3 separate regions of the Homo sapiens genome follow, and all the other regions are linked to region 1. Evidence: chromatin loops called from intact Hi-C (ENCODE). Cell type or tissue: PC-3. All regions are shown on one strand. Region 1 overlaps LOC102723906 (a long non-coding RNA gene). Region 2 overlaps FAT1 (FAT atypical cadherin 1). Region 3 has its middle 67 kb from the start of FAT1.

The links. A loop is a pair of places that touch in the nucleus more often than their neighbours do. Peaks named below come from ENCODE experiments on the same cell type or tissue, not always from the same donor. Only the 100,000 strongest peaks of a DNase experiment are listed, where the experiment ranks them.
Region 2: a loop joins it to region 1, with 4 times the contacts of the local background. A loop is called at or near these places in 6 of 110 quality-filtered maps.
Region 3: it touches region 1 in a loop (7-fold over the local background); 2 of 110 quality-filtered maps call a loop at or near these places.

The regions. Positions count from the first base shown.
Region 1 is chr4:186,935,289-186,940,288 of GRCh38, reverse strand. All of the region lies in intron 1 of LOC102723906 (a long non-coding RNA gene), which reads right to left. Among named protein-coding and RNA genes, the nearest start is that of FAT1, 210 kb to the right of the region's middle. RefSeq lists an enhancer at 4,319-5,000. In PC-3, a CTCF peak has its summit at 2,982; a DNase peak (open chromatin) is centred at 3,088; H3K4me3 peaks cover 1,021 bases; H3K27ac peaks cover 2,412 bases.
Region 2 is chr4:186,666,981-186,671,980 of GRCh38, reverse strand. All of the region lies in intron 2 of FAT1 (FAT atypical cadherin 1), which reads left to right. Among named protein-coding and RNA genes, the nearest start is that of FAT1, 54 kb to the left of the region's middle. In PC-3, CTCF peaks have their summits at 2,160 and 2,359 (motif pointing left); no DNase peak of the experiment used is centred here.
Region 3 is chr4:186,788,567-186,793,566 of GRCh38, reverse strand. No RefSeq gene overlaps it. Among named protein-coding and RNA genes, the nearest start is that of FAT1, 67 kb to the right of the region's middle. In PC-3, no CTCF peak of the experiment used is centred here; no DNase peak of the experiment used is centred here.

The DNA of each region.
Region 1 (5,000 bases):
AAGTCATATTTTAAAATTAGTTTTGGGGAGACAATTCGTGGGTCTCTCACATTTCTGCATGTCTTACAAACAGAAGCACTAGCTATCTTTGCTCTCAGCTGTCTTTTCAAGGAGGCCTTGTATAGCATGGGAAGACAGTGATAGGATCTCCTTCTGGACCAATGGATAAAATTGCTTACAGCCTTGAAAGACAAAGATAGTATCTCCCTCCACAACAAGAGACATATACATGCATGCTGTACAGTATAATAAAAATGACATTTCCTTCCTAGCAAATAGCAAGCATGCCAAGTGCCAATTACAAAAGATTCAGGTTTCCCAAGGTCAACTTCCTCTTTTCTAACACAACCCACTGTATGTTCAGATGTCACTTGGTCACCTTCTCATTGCCTTGGTGGATTAGGGCTGGGGAACTGGCCCAAGAGTGCTTATATTCTGAATACTACTATTGCTATGAATAATAAAATCCTTTGTCTTTGATACAGAAGTCTCATGTCTTCTTCCAGCAATCATAGCAAACTAATTTGTTAGCTTGCAATTTGAGTAAAACATCAGACCCTTCTCAGTTCATAACATGAGTTTTGCTAAAAGTGCATTAAATATGAAGAGGCAAGTGACATATGCATTTTTAAAATATTTTATTCAAAAAAATTAAAATTTCTTTTAAAATCAGGCTCATAGCATGCTGCATTCCCTAACAGCAGATTTATTCAAGAGTTACAGAGTGGTTTTATTTCATATTGTATAAGAAAAAAAGGAATCACACTCTGATTCATATAAACTCTTTTATGACTTCTCCTTTAAGAGATGAGCTTTTTTCAGTCTATGCTAATTGAAGGTTTTCAGCCTGAACTTTCTCCAATTGCTTCCTCTTAATTCAGAAGTGTTCTAAATCTACACTAATCCTTTCTCCTTCTCTTTTGTTCTAGAAGCATTGTGGCAAATCCTTGCAAACTGGCCCCAATGTGTTATGCGGCCACATCTTTGTGCTTTTCCTAGTTCTCTTTCTTATTGAATCTGCCCTGCCCTGTGACCTGCAGAGTACCTTCACTTGATCTTGGAATATGGCAGAAATGATGCGTGAGTCTCAGTGCCTAGGCCTTAAGAGACTCTGCAGCCTTCTCTCACTTGAACCACCATGTGAGAGGTCTGGGCCATGCTGCTGGAAAGGCCACACGGGAAGAGACACACTACGGGATGAAAGAGCATCCACGGCGTTTCAGCCACCCAAGCTAACACAGTCAAGGAGTCAGACCAACCACCTTAGATCCTCTGCTCCAAACTGTGCCACTCGAGATGTGCTCAGCTGAGACGAGTAGAGCAGAGAGAAGACATCTCAGGGGAGCGCAGCCAACACACAGAACTGTGAAAAATAATAAAATGGTGTTGTTTAAGCCTCTAAGTTTTGTGGGGCTTCTGTTTTGTTTTGAGACAGGTCTCACTTTGTCACCCAGGCTAGAGTGCACTGGCGTGAACACAGCTCACTGCAGCCTAGAGCTCCCAGGCTCAAACAATCCTCCTGCCTCAGCCCCTCAAGCAGCTGGGACTACAGGCATGTGCTCCCATATCCAACTAATTTTTTTTTTTTTGTAGAGACAGTGTTTCGCCATGTTACCCACACTGGTCTCAAACTCGTGGGCTCAAGCAATCCCCCTGCCTTGGCCTCCCAAAGTGCTGGGATTATAGTCACTGTGCACCTATAAACTATGAACCACAGCGTCCGGCCATGCCTCCAAGTTTCTGAGGATATTTGTCATATGACAATGCATAAGTGAAACAGACACAACTGTCCCTCTTCTTTTCCGAGACTTGCTCCTTCTGAACTGTTGAGACCCCTCTTTATCTTTCCCTAAAGTCATCATTACCCTGTTTCTCTACTTGCTCCTTTCACTTGTCCTATAATGTACTGTAGTTTCCTCATCCAAAGAAATAAAAGCACCCCTGTAAACGATATTTTCAGGGAACTATTTATCTACATGCTTCCATACACCAATAATTGTCGAGAAAAAATACACTCTACGCTCATTTTACTTCATCTTTACTTCCCATTCAATTCTATCCTCTGGCTGTGCTCTTCTCTTTCTACAGAAAGTAATGGCTTAAAAGCCACATAAAACTTGCTAATCGCCAGTCCTGATCCCAACCCTCACGCATTCGGAACCGTTTAGCATTTGACTCTTGTAACCGCTATATTTTTCAAATTATCTTATTGGCTTCTATGATGATAAGCACCCCTTATTTTCTTGTAACATCTCCAGCTACTCCTTCTTAACATTTTTTTCCAGCTCTTCTTTCTCATCCGACACTCCCCCGAACCCTCTGCTTGAGGCACATCTGCTGACTCTGTCCCCTCCCACTTCTCTGTTTCTTCTAAACTCTGTGATGTCCCTGTCTATGAGTGGCTCAATTCTGTAACGTCAATGACTAAAGTCTGTAATGTTGGGTCCCATGACTGTATTTATTTATTCATTTATTTATTTATTTTTTATTATTATTCTGAGATGGAGTTTCACTCTTGTTGCCCAGGCTGGAGTGCAATGGCATGATCTCGGCTCACCCCAACCTCCACCTCCTGAGTTCAAGTGATTTTCCTGCCTCAGCCTCCTGAGTAGCTTGGACTACAGGTGTGCACCACCATGCCCGGATAATTTTATATTTTTAGTAGAGACAGGGTTTCTCCATGTTGGTCAGGCTGGTCTCGAGCTCCTGACCTCAGGTGATCCACCCTCCTCGGCCTCCCAAAGTGCTGGGACTACAGGCGTGAGCCACTGTGCCTAGCCTAAGTTTGTTGAACTAATTATTGAGTGGATTTAGATCGTCCCCTGAGTTCAGCACTCTTGCTAACTTATACCTATTTGTAAACACTAAATTTAAAATAGGTTTTAAAGAATAGAAATTTCCACATCAGTTTGTTTCATTATGGCTGTGATCACTGGTAGATTTCCTCCCACAGATTCCTTTGGAAATCCTGATAAACCTTGGACCATATCACCACAAGTGGACATAATTACAATTACATTCTGGGTGTTCTTTGTACACCCAGGTTAGCCAAAGTCCATGTTTCTTCTTCCCTTTGCTTATAAATAAAACTACTGTTGCTACGGATGTGTCATCAGAAATATGCTACCAGGAAGTAAAGGAACAACCATAAAAAATGCAACCCAGTGAAAATTGAGCAGCTCCATTCCTGCAGTATATAATTCTGTTTAAAAGAAGATTTCCTGCAGGAATGTGGGATGGAGCCTAAAGTTAAATGACAATGATAGTTGAGTTTGTTGAGAGAAAAGAAAGAAAGAAAATATGAGCTTAGAAGCCACCAAGCCCTTACACGGTGGAATTCTATCGTGATGAGTACTTGAGTACACGAGATAGTCTAAACACTTTCAACTAAAATGATCAGACTTACAGGGAAGACCTTTCACTACATCAAGGAGCAGGAAGGAAGGAAAGATATTGTCAGCTTTTGAAATTCCAATGTAAACAAAACATGGGAAAGTCTTTTACAGGCCGTGGCATACGTTCTTTCTTTTTCCTCTTTAAAAAGTAAAGACGCTGCTTTCCTTAATAGTTAACTAAACCTGGAATGTTTATGACTGATTATTCTGAAGCGATTGTACTCCCCAATCCCTGAATGTTACAATCTAGCATAGAGCGACTGGAAATGGAAAAATAAATAGCCAGGGAAAAAATAACTTGCTGCATTAGCTTTTCTCCCAGAGAAGAATTTGAAACCTGCAACAAAACTAAATGGGGGCCTTCTTCTTCCTTTCTAGGAAGAAAATTCAGGATACCCAAAGACAACAGCCACTCCGACAATACTCTGGACATGCTGGGCTCATAGATAGAACTGAGGGTTTTTTGTTTTTTCCTTTATTTTTTTTAGCCAACTTTAGAAGTTAATCATGTATATGACATTATTATTTCCCCTATTGCCTCAAATATCAAGGGGCTAATTATGTGTTATTCAGACTCGATTTTTTTTCCTGTTCTTTTCCTCTGGTTGCTATTTAACTGGTTTCTGTTTATTAGCCTTTTTATCAGAAAAGACTGACAGGCTGGGGAAAAGGAGGCAATAAAATAAACCAGTTAACTTAGTTACTCAGAATTGTAAGACTTTTTGTAGGAAGCATCTTCTGTTCCATGAGGGAGGGCAAGGATTGACTTTCACACTATCTTCCCAGCATCTAGAACTGCCCGGCGCATGCTAGATATGCAACAGATGTTTCTCAAAGTAAGGGAGAAAGGTGAGTTAAATCAGACCTGGGGATTTGTAGATTACCTAAGATATTCTTGTCTTCCATTTGTATGAATCCTGAGAGTTGGCATCGGTAACAGCCACGAGACATACCTCAGTCTGTGCCCAGCAGTGTCACAGGTTAGCTGTTTGGCTTTACAGCATGGTTGTGACTCCCTGATCCACATCCAAACCCCAGGCTGCTTCAGAGTTTCCAAGGTAGGAGCTTTCAAACTGCTTTTACTGCAACCCAGAGTAAGAAATAAATTTTCTATCAGTACCCAGTACACACACCACACCACAGAGAGAGAGGTGTGTTTTGAAAACCAAAAAAAAACTTTCATGAAATAACACTTAGCCTTACTATGTAAAATATACTGGTCTGTTCTAGTCTATCTCCTTTTTGAGTGCTGTTTGCAACCTACTAGATTAATTTCAGACCAATGAAGAGGTTGTGACCAACAGTTTGAAAATGACCCCTGAGGACCACCTTAGCCAGGCATGAGGAAGGAGGAATGATTGCAGAGTGTGGCAGAGAGGTCTTAAGTCGTATTTCTGGTGCAGAAGATCCATGGAGGAACAGCATCTCAACATCTCTCAGCAAGTGACTGACTTCTAGACCTTCCAGGGCTAGGTAAAAGAATAAAGATTACAATGGTTTCACCAGTTCTGGGTAAAAGAATAAAGGTTGTGATGGCTTCAGATGGGTTTGAAGTTCACACGGCAGCTCTGTAACCAGCCAGAGCCCACGGTTCTTCACAGCAGG
Region 2 (5,000 bases), 270 kb after region 1:
AAAGTAGACTGAATAGCCATTTTAGAATCTTAAATGCCTTCAGCCCAATAGACTCCTCCTTTTTCATTTCTTGTTCTATTTTAGTCCACAGTAGTAAATAACATAAATTTGCCAACTGATGGCAGAAGCAAGAACATTAAATGTATATTTACACACACACACACCACACACACACACGATCTACTGTATTGTTTCTAAAAGAATTCAAAGGTTTCGATTTATGAGATAATACTGCATGTCAAACTAGTATCGTTATTTTTATTTTTATTTTTATTTTTTTTTGAGACGGAGTTTCGCTCTTGTTGCCCAGGCTGCAGTGCAATGACACGTCTTGGCTCACCGCAACCTCCACCTCCTGGGTTCAAGTGATTCTCCTACCTCAGCCTCCCAAGTAGCTGGGATTACAGGCGCCTGCCACCACGCCCAGCTCATTTTTTGTATTTTTAGTAGAGACGGGGTTTCAACATGTTGGGCAGGCTGGTCTTTAACTCCTGACCTCAGGTGATCTGCCAGCCTCGGCCTCCCAAAGTGCTGGGATTACAGGCATGAGCCACCATGCCCGGCCCAGTTATTTTAAAGAAAGGCTAAATTGCAGAAATTTTGCTTTTTATATTAAACTCGTTTTACAGCTTTTCTTTGTATATAATAGGCAAAACAAGTAATATTTTTTTATTATTTTACAGTAAATTATATTTTGAATTAGATTGTTATTTAAATCTTTAGCCTTTAACATGTAAAGTTTCTTATACACACATTAGGCTCTCAAGGTATCATCAAGATGTGGAAATATTAACATCAGTCTAAATCTAGTATTTAATGAAAACGAGATTAAAAACAGGTAAGTTCAAAAAAGTTTTTAATTGAAGGAAGGAAACAATCTACATATTATGAGCTCTCATAGACAACTTTTTAAAAAAATAAAACATTTGCAGAAAAATGGAGCAGAAAGTAGAATGCTCACATAACTCCCTGCTCCCTGCCCCAGCTTCTCACGTTGTTGACATCTTACATGAGTATGTAAGATGTTACAATTAAAGAATCAGTATTGGTACATTGTTACTAACTGAAGTCCATAATAGATGCAGATTTTCTGAGTTCTTACCTAAGGTGCCTTCTGTGGTCCAAGCTCCCACATGACATTTAGTTACGTCTCTCTGGTCTCCTCTTGCCTGCGACTGTTTCTCCTCCTTTGCTTGTCTGTAATGGATATCATTTTTTATAAGCACTCACTATTGACCCGGCCTTGAACCAAACACGTAACAATTCTTTGTCCTTAAAAAGTTTGCATTCTAATAGGAAGCTTACAATCTACTTTTAAAATTTAATTTTAAGGAAGAATTGATGTTTTTAGTGATTAACATTTAATATGACAATTCTGAGATGTTTAGTCTTTGCATAATTAGCAGGAAAAATTGAATAACCGTTTATAGATTAATTGCAGCAACAGAGATATTGGCTCTCTAGTGTGTTGATGGTATGTCTCTTCTTTTTCCGTGAGTATTGTTTTCATATTTGGGAAAATGCTTATTTTCAAAAGAGTTACCCTGTTTACGCTGAGGGTATTGAATTGGAGAAAAGAGTTTCTGTCTGTTGTTGCCTGTAGGGAAAATATCGTTAAAATTATATCTCACATTTAAGTTTTTCTTGTGATTGAACAAAGCAGCTTTTAATACAATTGCTGCCTTAAGCAGTTGTATGAAAAGTTTAAAACATTAAGTATGTGACATATCAGAAAGGAGGGTAGCGTTTGCAAATTTGTGTTGCTGGGTTGTTGCTGATGATAGGTATTTCTGAGAGTCAGAAGTAACGAGGCTTTGTTGAAAGCCTTGGCATTAAGGCTTGATTGGGGGCCAAGACCTGTTAAAATAGGAAAATTCTAGGAGGAAAGGTGTTCTGTGGCCATGGGAATTTGAATCAGTTAAATTATTTTTGGCAAACATCATAGCTATAACTTTATTTTTGCCTTAAAGATTACTGTGTTGCAAGAGTCCTGTTCCACCTGTGTCAGCGGGAGGGAATGCTGGCCTTTCCTGATCAAGGACTATTCCTTAACAGCAGCAGGGGCCAGCAGTGGCGGGGAGTAGGAGTTATTATTGGAAACTGTGATTTACTTTTGAACCGTTTATTGGAGCAACCCTATAACCTTTGAATAATCAGGCTGTGGAAAGACAACGTCAGTATCCGTTTAGTTAAGTAAGTGGACATTAATGAATCCTTCCATACAGAAATTTTGCTGTGAGCTCTATTTTCAACTATCTTGGTTAAGCTCTTTTAGAAATTACATTTTTCCCCCTTCAGTCTCGTTCTCCACTGGATGCATATTTAAAGTGAGTTTCCATAGTGACATCTGGTGGTGGTTTTGAAATCCTGGAGAGTATGTTTGGAATGATAAATATTCTTACTTAATAACTCCAAATTTCCGGCTTCTTTCGGATTTTTCAGGTTATTAACAACTTCACTGTATTCTCGAGGTTGGAAAGCTAGGCTTTCATTCCTTCCGTAATGCTTCATTCAGGTAAAGCCGTGATTTCTGATGGCACTGCTGAGTGGCACACGTAACAAGCGTGTCTCAACCTGTCTCCTGTGCTCCAAATCTGCGTCATAGCATCACGCAGCAGCATCACGACCGCTCTCACTGCGTGTGCACGGCAACCTCCTGACGGGAGTGGCGACAGAGTTTCCCTGTCACCCCTCTCACGGCTCTGTTGCTCCCGGCATCTGGCTGGAGGGAATCCTGCGGAAGGCCTGGGCTGCAGCCCTCCCTCCTCACAGCCTGGGCGCAGGCACCTTCTGGCCGCATGCTGTGTTTGCTTTCAGAAAGGTAGAAGGAGGGGAGCGCAGAGGGGAGGAGATGCCGAAGACAGGAGGGAGACCGCAGAGAAGAGTTTGGGGGTGGATATACATAGGTGCCCAAAAAGGTGAGGTCGTGAATATGTGTAAATAGAAAGATACCTGTAAAAACTATAGTTTTTGTTGGTTCCTTTTGTCTCCAGGGTGAGTTTATAACCCACTATATAAAAAAGTACTTATTGAAAGTTGATAGGTAGACATTCATGGATAAAGAGAAATAGACAGGGATAGAGGTTTGAGAGTGACCACAGTTTGATTCACATCCAGTGATGACTGGATGTCTTTAGTTTTATTTTTGTTTTTCTCTGTGTTAAAGGCACTAATTAGAAGTCTTCCCAATGGAAATGTGAAAATTTGTTTCTCTCTATGGAATTGAGGTAACTGCTAAAGTTACAGAAGAAATCAATCTGTAATCTGTAAATGCCAGTCGTGGCTTTAGGAAGGACTGGTGAAAGCATGATGAAGTGTAGGAACAAGAACTGCTAATGACTTAATGAGTAAAGGCAGCTTCGGTCATACTTGGAGACAGCTGGTGTGTCACTCCCTGCAGAAACCAGGACTCCCTTAAAGAATGGTTTGGATCGTGATGAACCCCTGATTAAGGAAGTCCTTCACTCTGGATTCTGAACTACACCTGTTTAGCTTCTTGGAGTTGGACAAATCATTTCAACGTTCTTTAAGAACAAGGGAGTTGCACTGGAGGGTTTTGAAGGCGTTCCCAGTCTAATGCTTGATTTTGAGATGGCGAAGGCTAGCTCTACCCCTGGTCTTTCTTTGCACATTATCTAGACTCTCACTCAGCCATCCTGGACCTTCGTCTTGCCTCTGATTCAAGATGGGAAGCTTCGGGGTTTTGACCTAGAGATCTCGGGCTAGTGCCATAGGTCCACTTTGGAAGTTTCTGCCCAGGGTTCTTGAGGAGTGTATCATGCAACTGGGCTGACAGATTAAAAAGCGGAAAACAAAATAACTTGGCACGCTTAAGGCTTCCTTCCACCCACTTTGTGCAGTGCCTATAATAGCGCCTAGGTACTGAACCCCAAAACTCTGAGCGGAATCCTCAGATCGTCTCCCGTCTGTTGTCCTGCATGCATGAGGAAGACCCTTCCTTCCACACTGGGAAACTCCTTGTGGCCTTTCCTCATGGTTATAGCCCCACCAGGTCCCCAGCACCTTTGGTGTCCGACAGTGTTGCTGTTGATTGATAGTGGCAACAGCCCACCGCTCAGTGGAGAAGACCCTGAGGCCTGGAGTCAGACTGTCCGGCTCAGCTCCGGATCCCACCAGTTAGCTGTTGACCCTGGCCTTGTTTCCTCATCACTCCAGGGCTTAAGCAAGTTTCTTAATGGATCTAAGCTTCTCTTTCCTCATGTGTAAAGCTGGGATGAAAATCATGCAACTTCCATGTTCTTTCAATGATTTAATGCACATAAAGCATCTAGTGACGTGATTGGTGGACATGAGGGATCTGAGGATTTTGGTTAGAAGATAAGATTCTTCGGTGTGCCCTCCTCTCCCTTTGGCAGTTGAAATTTACTTTATAGTTCTCCGTAAGTTGTATTCAGTGATTTTTTATCTTACAAAGAGGTAATAATTAAAATGCATCGAAGCAGAAGCTTATCTCAGCAATCACGATAGGCATTATAAAAGTACACAGTCATGAATTCATGAAATAGGAACATCCAGCATCTCACTCATTCATACTTACTATTTTAATTGCGAATTACACAATCTCCGATATTTGAATAGAGTCGCTTTGTTGCCTCAGTCTTAACCTTTAGTAATATCCGTAGATTACCGGGGAGGCCGACAATCCCCTCCTGATGGACATGACTGTCCCCCACCCCCTGGTTGTACAGCTGATGGGTCGGTGGGGACCAGCAGATGCCATCTCAGAATTGCACACTGCAGTCTGGACGCTTACGGCCCGAACTAGAAATAAGGCACGACGGAAAAATCATAGCTGTTTCTATCTGTAATTGCAAACCTCAGATGTGAGGGTGATATACTTCCATTTCATAATTCTTTTTTCCCTTGAGATTAGAGAAAGCTATTGTGTATGAGTGAACATTTAATACATTCCTGCTGAATACTGACATGTAGAACAGGTGGATGAAATAGGAAGTTTGACTCATCTTTCCCAAATTACC
Region 3 (5,000 bases), 150 kb after region 1:
CATTATCAAACCAGCCAGTTGTCAAGAACGTGGACACTAAAATAAAATGCATCTGTTCAAACACCAGCGAAAGCTCTTATAGCTGTACAACCCTGAACAAATTCTTTAATTTCTGGTGTCTCACTGTCCTCATTTGTAAAGTGAAGCTAATAATTTTAGCTACCTTATGGTTGTGTTGTAAGGATGAAAAGGGTTAATGCATTTAAAGCACTTAGACCAATGCCAGGCACCTACTTAAGCTTAGCTCGGTAAAAGTTAGCTAATAATGAAATACACATTCATTCTGTGGTAAGAGACCAGCAGGATTTGCTTTCTGGTCATAACCCTGCTGACCAAAACAGGATCTGGTCCAGAGAGGAGAAACTGAAGAAATCAGCAGAAACCAACAGATGGCAGAGAGGCTGATCCCTGGCTGCCCTCATTGCTTAGTTGCATAAGATACTTCCACCAGCACCATCACAGTTTACAAATGCCATGGCAACAAACCAGAAGTTACCATCCCTTCCATGGCCACCACCAAGAAGTTACCATCCCTTTCCTGGAACATCCTAAATAACCCACTCCTCAATTTGCATTAACCTGCCCCTGAGTTTGCATAGAATTGAAGTGTGTAAAAGTGAGTGTAAATATAGCTGCCAATAGCCCATATGTTGCTGACTCTGGGCCCACTGCCTATGAGTTAGCCCTGCTCCACTAGGAGCAGTACCAGTCAATAAAAGATTGCTAACACTACTGGCATGTCCTTGAATTCTTTCCTGAGCAAAGCCAAGAACCCTCCTGAGCTAAGCCCCTATTTTGGGGCATCAATTCCACGAGTACTTGTGGAGTGCATGTACATGATGAACACTTTTGCACACTGGAGATATGGGAGAGAACAAACTATACAAGATGATCTTCCTCAGGGAGCTTATATTCTAAATATTCTCTAAGTGGATCAATAGCTCAATACTCCAGTGTACCATAGTTAAATACTTCCATACAATCAGGTATTCAGAGTTCATAGCTTCCCGTTGTTACAAATAGCATTAGTAACAATCAAAATGTCTGCCTAGATTTTGAATTTTTTTAGAATGGACATCCAGAAATTGAACTATTGGGTCAAAAGTTTCCGACATTATTTCAAGGAATATATACCTGGTCTTTAAAATAATTCAGTTAGCATCTATCTGTAAAATATAAACATGTAAATGTATATCAAAATGTAGTGAAATAAAGTTTACTGAAAATATTGTTAGTTCATTTTGGAAATTAGATAAAATTATGATTCCTGACACTCTAATTTCTGACCACGTAGAGAATAAATTTAGTCTTTGGTAAAGTATACCTAAGACCTAAGCTAAGCTAATATAGTTCGTTACACTGTCCTCAAAGAATAGCTTTGCACAGCAAAATCTTTTCTGGAGGGTAGAGTTTATGTACAAGTGATGTACTGTGATTGGAGAAAATTGTGTGAATTTCCAATATTCAGATATATGTAAAAGCTTCAAGAAATAATATGTTTCTTGGACACAGTGAGGGGAACAACACACACTGGGGCCAGTTGGAGAGTGGGGAACTAGGGGAGAGAGAACATTAGGACAAATAGCTAACGCATGAGGGGCTTAAAACCTAGATGACAGGTTGTAGGTGCAGCAAACCACCATGGCACACGTATACCTATGTAACAAATCTACACGTTCTGCACTTCTAAAGTAAAATTTAAAAAAAGAAGAAATAATGTGTTTCAAAGCATGAATGACCCATATTAAAAAAATTTTCAGTGTCCTACTTAACCACAGACAACTTAGATTGTGGAATACCACACATTCATGGGTCAGAAAAAAAGAAATTGAACCATGTAGAAATTGAATCACGCCTGTAATTCTAGCACTTTGGGAGGCCGAGGCAGGCAGATCACAAGGTCAGGAGATCGAGACCATCCTGGCTAACGTGGTGAAACCCCGTCTCTACTAAAAATACCAAAAAAAAAAAAAAAAAAAAAGAAAAAAAGAAAAAATTAGCCTGGGGTGGTGGCGGGTGCCTGTAGTCCCAGCTACTCGGGAGGCTGAGGCAGGAGAATGGCGTGAACCCGGGAGGCGGAGCTTGCAGCGAGCCGAGATGGCGCCACTGCAGTCCAGCCTGGGGGACAGAGCGAGACTCCGTCTCAAAAAAGAAAAAAAAAAAAAAGAAAAGTACCATCCGAAGTTGGTTAAGGTGTGGGGAAACAGGAATTCTCATATGCTTCTGGTGAGTGTGCCAATTAGCACAACCTTTCAAAAGGCAGCTACTGATTAGCAACAAGGGTTTGGCATCAGGAAGGCCTGAGTCCCACTTCTGGTTTTCTTACTTACTGGTTATATGACCTTCGTCAATATTTTAAGTCCTTTAAGCCCCTTTATCTTTATTATTATGATTATTTATTAATTTTTGTAGAGACCAGGTCTCGCTGCCCAGGTTACTCTCAAACTCCTGGGCTCAAGCAGCCCTCCTGCCTTGGCCTCCAAAAGTCCTGGGATTCCAGGCATGAGCCACCATGCCCAACGAAGCCTTATTTTCTAACCATCTTTAAAATGGGTATGATGATAACACTCAATCTGAAATGCTGTCATCAAGACTGAGACACAGAGCTCAGTGCACTGTAAGCATTCCTAAGTTTGGTTTTATTATGATCATGATTAAATATTCTGGTTTGCCAATACAAACAAAAGCCTTTAAATTAAACATTAGCTTTTGCCCCAGAAATTCCACTTTTAGGAATTCAGCCTAAAGAAATAATTAAGGACACCCACAATGATTTAACTGCCAGAACATTGTGGAATTCCAGAATCATAATTCTGAACATTGGCTGTGTGTGTTCAGTCCTGGAGCTGGAGCCAGAAGGTACAATGAGACACTGTAGTGACTAGGTCTTACCTGCTGTTCACAGCCTTTCTCTGATTCTAAGTAGAATGAAGAACATTAAATTTCGATTATGAGATTTTATTTGTTTGATGACTTCATGATTTTGATTATGAGAATGATCTGGAATAGCAGACTTGAAATTTAGAAGAAAAACATTTAAAAATAATCTTCTATTTGAAAGTTTTATTGACGCTTTAAGTTTGGGTTTTTTCCTCATCTCCAGTGAAGAAATGCTTTTAACTGACAATAATTAATAACAAGATTAGCCCTAGGAGAGTGTATACTTTGTATAATTTCCTAAACCCCATGTTAAAAATCCACTGGTTTGTTTGTTAAACATGCAGATCCATGTTTTCATCCCAGGCCAGCTAAATCAGAATCCTGGACAGGGGCTTGGAAATCTGTCCTGTTTCAAAGCACCCAGGCTATAGTTTCAGTTCCAGTCCCTGGGAAATGAGGAGCACCAGTCCATCAAGGAGAGCAGTCCAGGTCTTCTCAGGGGGTTGGAAGGTTCAAGGCTGTGGACAGTCATGGCATTATTTGAAAAGAGAAATATAGAAATGAATTATTTATAAAGGAAAATAGAAATAGATTTTTTATTGCACTGTTCTTGCTTTCAAGGATCTATTAGATGACTTGAAATAGTGTCACTTACGCCTGCATCTGTTTCTGCACATGGAGTTTACAGGATTCTAGCAGTGGGTCTTTCTTAAAGAGTTTCATCGACAAAGAATGTTCATATAAGCATTTCATTCTTTGAGGGGCACTTTCTTGTAAACTCTTATATCCCTTACAAAAATCCAGCAGCTGTCCAGCCTAGCTCTGGCAAAGGGTTTCATTTTTCTCTCTCCACTCTCTTCACTGGTGTAAGCCTTACATTTATTGTCAGAGATGAATGCAATTGAAAGATTGGCTTTCAAAAGGCAAATATGGTCCACTCCATGGCAACCATTCTGTAGAGCTGAGGAATCTCTTCCGCATTCTTTCTACATTGTGAATTATTTCTCTTTTAGGTTGTTTAAGATTACAAAAAAAAAGAGTTTAATAATTCATTTTAGCTTTAACATCACTTTCTCAAGCAAGTCAACTTCAAAAAAAAGTCAGAGTAGCCTGTTAGTAACCCAGACTGTCTGATCATAGACCTGTTAACAGAAGGTGGACCTTAGAGACCTGTTAAAAGAAGGCGGACCTTTGCTTTGGTGCCTTCCATAGACAATGCCTTGAAAATCAGGTGTTTAAAGATGACAGTTCAAGAAAGCTCCCGATGGAAGGCAGAGAAAGAGGTAGTAGTTCCAGCAAATATGAAATTTCTTAATTGAACAAAGGTGTAATATGTGCATGGAGGCAACTCATATAATGTTAGATATATGTGTTTTTGTCTATATAGTACGATATGAAAACATATTAATCTATATAATTATTCTGCATATATGTTAAAAAGATTTTACATTAATGACAAAACAATTTTACTTTCAACGAAGTTTTGCTTTTCTTCTATATTCTAATATCCAAAATCCAGGCTAATATGTAAAATCTGAAAGCATGCATTTTTTTAATTCATCTTGGACAACCTGGCACCAACTATCCCAGCCACCCTACCTCATCTCCTGTTTTCCCCAGTCACACCTACCCACCTACACACAAATTGCCCATATGTAAGCAGGTAAAATCTTCTGATGCAATTCTCATTAACTGTAATTCCCTCTCTCCCCTTTCAGCTGTCATATCCAGATCTTAACCTGAGATTCCTCAGCTTTACAAAGGGCATTACGTTTCTGCCCAGTGCCTCCCTCTGTCTCTCACAGTCCAGGCATCCTTGGAGCAGTAGGCCAGCCTCCTAGCCTGGAAGAGTGAGAAGTTCCAGCCAGGGTTCAAAGGAGTAGTAAAACTCCAGGAGAATGTTCTCTGAAGTGTGCATCTGGGAATCTTGGGACAGAGAGATGGCCTGTGGGAGGAAAAGATGAGGAGAGCTAAAGTGGGGAAGCAAGGAGGGGATAGAGCAAAGGGATGGCTGTAAAATGTAGCCACAGCTGGCCATGTGTGCCAAGAGCCTGGCATTAAGCCCCTCAGGCCTGCATGCAGACCACAACCTCTTTAGGCAAATGGGGAGGCTGGGAAGG